Regions from separate parts of the Homo sapiens genome. Here region 1 is linked to region 2. Evidence: chromatin loops called from intact Hi-C (ENCODE). Cell type or tissue: endothelial cell of umbilical vein. All regions are shown on one strand. Each heading gives the region's core, and the rest is flanking DNA. Links, peaks and the distances in the headings are about the cores only. Region 1 overlaps KCND2 (potassium voltage-gated channel subfamily D member 2). Region 2 overlaps CPED1 (cadherin like and PC-esterase domain containing 1).

The links. A loop is a pair of places that touch in the nucleus more often than their neighbours do. Peaks named below come from ENCODE experiments on the same cell type or tissue, not always from the same donor. Only the 100,000 strongest peaks of a DNase experiment are listed, where the experiment ranks them.
Region 1: a loop joins it to region 2, with 2.1 times the contacts of the local background. A loop is called at or near these places in 3 of 110 quality-filtered maps.

Annotation. Positions count from the first base shown.
Region 1 is chr7:120,582,723-120,585,550 of GRCh38, reverse strand. All of the region lies in intron 1 of KCND2 (potassium voltage-gated channel subfamily D member 2), which reads right to left. Among named protein-coding and RNA genes, the nearest start is that of TSPAN12, 270 kb to the left of the region's middle. In endothelial cell of umbilical vein, for the core only: no CTCF peak of the experiment used is centred there; a DNase peak (open chromatin) is centred at 1,470; H3K27ac peaks cover 1,569 bases.
Region 2 is chr7:121,080,378-121,083,205 of GRCh38, reverse strand. The region is part of intron 5 of CPED1 (cadherin like and PC-esterase domain containing 1); the gene reads right to left. Among named protein-coding and RNA genes, the nearest start is that of CPED1, 93 kb to the right of the region's middle. In endothelial cell of umbilical vein, for the core only: a CTCF peak has its summit at 1,683 (motif pointing right); a DNase peak (open chromatin) is centred at 1,685.

The DNA of each region.
Region 1 (2,828 bases), core at 145-2,644, 500 kb after region 2:
TTATCTACCTGAATTCAGACCCATGCTTTCTCTACTATGTCCAAGCACCATATGTTTCTCTGCATTCTTTCCTCTATTCATTCTGTCTGCCCAAGACATGCCTAGGAAGTATGTAAGTTTGTGCACCTCCCTTTTCTCATCTGCTTAAAGAATTTCAAATCAGACCATATCAAACTCCTTTGTCAACCATGATGACTTTCTTTACCTTCACTATCTCCTGTCCCACACTCCACCCCCCATCCCCTTCTGTTTCTCTGCCTCTGTTCTTCCGTCCACATTTCCTTGAGAATCATCCAACCAAAGACATTTGTTCACAGAGGTGAGTTTTGTGATATAATATTTCCCAGGAGATTTTCTTTAAAAAAAAAAAAGTCTCTACACTCCCCTTAGGCACAAAAAGCAAGTGTTAGTAATGCCTTTATTATACTTGGTAACTCTCAAGAAGAGAGGCACACCTAAGTGTGTGTCAGGAACTACGAGATGCCTTCAGAGTTAGAAAAAGCCCTGTCTAAACTCAATCTTCTTATATGCCACCACCCCAAAGAGAGAATGATCATCCACTTGGAAAAAGTCACTCTTCTAATTAAGGCAAATATACTGAAAAAATCATGTTTCCCTATTTTTCTTCTTTTTCTACTGTTGAATTTTTTTGGTCATTTCAATGTCAATCATGATAATTAATAAGGTATTCTTCTTTTACAAACCCAATACAATTGCATATTTTATGATTTTTTTTGCTTTAACTAATATTGCATCTTTCACCCAAAGTGTGTGTGTGTGCACGCGCATGCGTGTGTGTGCGTGAGCACGTGAGTGTGCACAGTCTGCAGAATGTCACATATAGTGATATGGCAGAAAGTGGGTCCATGTATTTAGGATTGCCACTAAGGATTAGTATTGCTGTGAGTCCCATTATGCTTCTGTGAGTTCGAGGAATCTTTCTGACATGAAGATGTTCTGCAGGTAGCTAATTCCTAAATGAGCCCCTTTATAATGCTCCCCATGTACCTGTTTCAAATGCTAACCTGTTCAACTTTTTTTCACTGATAGTTTAGAATGACATTGAACATAAAATCCATTTTAGCTGCGTGAATGCTTTTCCTCTCACTGTGAAGACAGTCAGTTTGGAAAATTACAACATGAGTCACCTAAGAAATAACAGCAGGGATAGCAGCAAGGAAACTTTAAAATGCGCTGAAAGAGCCACCTGAATGTGAGACTAGAAATGATCAGTAAAAACCATGACCGAACACAATCAATAAATGACCCAGGCCTAGGGACAGTTTTAGATCTGCATGTAATGCTAAACTGCTGATACACAAGGGCAGCATATGTGTGATGACATAATTCAAAATGTAACTTATGCCCCCAAAGAGGATAGAAAGCATATTTATATTATTACAGCATGAGCTCCATATGTCTCTGTCAATTGTGCATTCCAGATGTTTACCTCAGTTTCAAGAGAATTTCTCAAGGGAATAAAAACTGATATGATTAACACCCTTTGGAATTTCACTGGATACATTAGCTACTTCCTTTTCTTCACTGAAATGGCAGTGTTGAGTCCCGTGACCTCCCTGATGTCCTGTGGTTGACACCTTCCCTGCTGAATTCTTCAGACATTAGGGTGGATGACTGATTACATTTTTGTGATTCTTTTTTTTCTTCCTCAAAGTTTAATGTCTCTCTTCTCTTTCTATATTGCTTTTTTTCACACAATTACTTTGCTACTTAAATTTTATGTGCTGAATTTTGTCCCCCCCCCCACAATTCCTATGCTGAATTCCTAACCCCTGTATCTCAGAAGGTGATTATTTGGAGATATCAAAGGACCTTGAAGGAGCTAATTAAGTGAAAATGAAGTCATTAAGGTGACCATAATTTAATATTATTGGTGTCTTTATAAGAAGAGAACATTTAGACACAGAGAGGCACAGAAGGAAGGCCATGGGAAGACACTGGGAGAAGACCGCCATCTATAAGCCAGAGAGAGACCTCACAGGCACCAACTCTGCTGACACCTTGATCTCAATTTCTCTGCATTTTCTCCAGAACTGTGAGGAAATAGATTTTCATAGTACCCAGTATATGGTACTTTCTCATGTCAGCTCTAACAAACTAATATAAAACACACACACATATACATGCTCCAAATCAACAATTTGTTGTTCAATTTCAAAAACTGACTAACATTATATCCACATTATAAAATTCATTAGGAAAAAATCAATATTTGAATAGAAATTTGGGATAGAAATGAAAATAGTCATCAAGAAGAATTAGCAAAACTGGCGATGAATGTGTCGGTGGGTCCTGCTCTGTAGGATGTGTTGGTCTGAGTGGAGATCTGAAACAATGGATAAAGAGCTACGCTGTATTCCTTATCCATGCTCCTGACAGTGACTGAGTACTTATCCACTAACCTCGTGATTACAAGTATCTATACCATCTTAACTATGAGTAAGAGACTCTGCCAGAACTACTGGTTACACTGTAAGTGTACAATATACTTTCTGTCCTTCAGGAGCTGATAGGGAAGCTGAGGAAACAAGATATGTGCACATAAAACATACACACACACACACACACACACACATACACACACACAGAGCAATGCAAACCAGATAGGATGAGAAACTAATGTCATAAGCTAAAGAAACTACAGAAAGTCCTTCTGAGAGTTCTATAGGTGTGTAGTAGCTAAAAATGAGACTGGAAAGGAAGAAAAATATATGAATGATATAAATAATAAAATACCTGCTGGGCCATAATTGGGCCCAAGGATAAAACAAAAACTGACCAAGAGATGAAGAGATGGTATCAGCGGA
Region 2 (2,828 bases), core at 237-2,736:
AGGCTGTAGATGGTTTGCAGAGCTGAGTCTGGAGTAGGCACATCAGAAAAGAGGTAACAGAAAAGGGTAAGGAGGACCCTCAAGGAGGAGAGTGCCAGTGAGAGCTGAGGACTGGAGCTTCTGACTCTCCCAGGGCTGTTCATTCCCATCTGCTGTTGAATGCCCTATACAAACACTAAGACAAAGCAAGAGAAAGACAGACAGTCTTCTGCCTTCAGCACATTCACTTAACTTCTGCTTATGCATAAATATTATTATAAATAAGAAATTTAAAGGATCATTTTAGTTGATGAAAGAATAATAAATAATAATAGAATAGGTAAATTCAGTTTCTCATTAGGCCTAGCTGAAACAATTTTCTTTAAATAGCTCCTTTCTTATTTTCTTATTTATAAGACAGACTTAAAATACAGTATAGTGGTTCAAGTTTATCACAAAGTTATAGCATAATACTTTAGATATGGATATGCTGCTTTACAGCTGTGTAGCCCAGAGGTTCTTGAAGGCTTCATTTACTCATCTAAAAAAGGCATGAATATATCTATCTTACAGATGGTTATCCTATAGATGGTTTAAAGACAGAAGTGTATAAAGTGCCTGACATAGTGTCTGACATATAAGTTAAAAATTTAATGTCATCTCCTGCTTTATTTTAGGGTAATCTATCTATAAAATAATCCTGCAGCATAAAATCATAAAGCCCACCATAATTATCTAGAAAACAAACCAAAAACAAGTATTATGTTTTTTGATTATACTCAACCTCTTAATTGTACTTACTTGCCTATTTCTTTCTAAATCAGAATGCCTCAAAAAAGCACATTATATATTATTGTGACAGCTTTATGTTGAGGTAGAAAACAGAAAACCTCATTCAATTGCTTTCTGCAAATCAATCCATGGATATCCAGAGTAATATAGACATAATCTCTTATATATTATTTTCATAGACTCATAATATTCTTTTATAAAGCATTTTCATAACTCTATAAGGAAAGAATGGTCAGTTTAATTATTTCCATTTTACAAGTCTAGAAAAGCAGCTCAAATGGGCTAAGGACTTTTCCCAAAGTTGCATGACTATATTTAGCAGCTAGGTGGAACTGGAATTAGGTTGCTGCAAGCCTGGGCCATAGGATTCCTGATTTCTGCCATCACTGTAAATTCCTTCCTTTAGGGTTAAAATTCATATCAAAACATACATACATACATTCTCATAGATGCTCAGAAATAGGTGGGGCAAAATGCGCCATGAAAAGGCCCTCTCAGCTAATGTGGATGAATTAACTGCTATAGAGGGTTGAAAGAAGGAAGTGTATAAAGTGCCTGACACAGTGTTTGACATACGATAAGTTCAACAAATTAATGTTCTCTCCTGTTATTATTTTAGGGTAACATCTATAAAATAATCCTGCAGCATAAATCATAAAGCCCACCATAATTATCTACACAACAAGCCAAAAGCGAGTACTAATTATGCTTGTTGACTGTACTCAATCTCTAAGTTGCACTTACTTGCCTATTTTTCTAAATCAGAGTACCTCCTTTTGGGCAAAAGTTGGCCTTCTCAAATGCAACACATTTGCTTGTGAAATGAGTATCAACACTGGGATTGCACAGCTGCTCTAACCCTATGATGTTAATGAAAGTGACGCAGAAGAAAAGAGAAAGTTCCATATTTCACCATTAGATGGTGCTAGGAGAAGTGGAAAGAAAATGGTCTTAAAAGTTATTGATGCAATGAATCACAGGATTTGAATGGGGTTTTCTATATAATAGAGTTCATGCTTCTCTCCCAGAAAGGAGCACACCCAACCCATCAAAGAGTAAAACATCTTCCAAAGCTACCCTATTTATTCAGTTAATTATACTTCTGCCAGACATGTTCCTTTCTAACCACAACTTCAAATGCAAATGAAAGACTCTAAGATTCTATTAAGGAAAACGAATGTATTGCACTTCGTTTATAGTTTGCTGCAACTCTCATTTTGAGTCTTTATCAATATATTTTTCAACAGGATGTGTCAGATTGGAAGAGGCTAGACGCCTGTGACAATGCATTTATCCTACTAATATTAATTATGGTTAAAATGAAAAGTAAATTCAAGAGACTAGTCATAACGAGCATCACCTTTCCATGAGTAACATGTTATATACCATACAATTTATGGAGTTCTGTGCATTTCAGCTAATGCATCACTTTGGTGGGCTTTTATTTTCTAATATTGATGATATGTTGCAAATCAGAAATCAGTGCATAGCCCTGGACTTCTGTGAAAATAAATGAAAACAGCCTTGAGCACTGCAAACTTACTATTTTTCTTTTATAACACTTGTAAGTTTCTTGTTGCTCAATATCTGTCTCTACCACCAGAAGGAGACTGGAAGAGTGATCATCTTGAAGTTCAAAACAGTATATCCCCCAACACCAAACTCTCTCCCTCCCTCTCAATCTCTTTCTCTCTGGGTATATGTATGTGTGTGTGTGTGTGTGTAAAATGAAGGTTTTTAAAATGCATAAGTAAATAATACAAATTACAGTACAGTATAGTTCTCTTTCACTTATTGGTTTTATTCACAAAGCAGGTATGTAAATTTTAGGGTGAATTTTCTCCACCTCAGCAGCGAACTCCTGGAACTTGATTGTACTCTGTACCCTTAACTCAGTCTTCATAATCCCCAGGCAGAGCCCCTGATGGCTTCAAAATAAAAAGTTTGACCACTTCTGCAAAAAAATTCTCATTATTTTGAAGCAAGCAATGTGTTTTAGAAATCTGATCCAGGTTTCAGATTAACTCCTAATATTTCTGTTGCAAACATAATGGTTC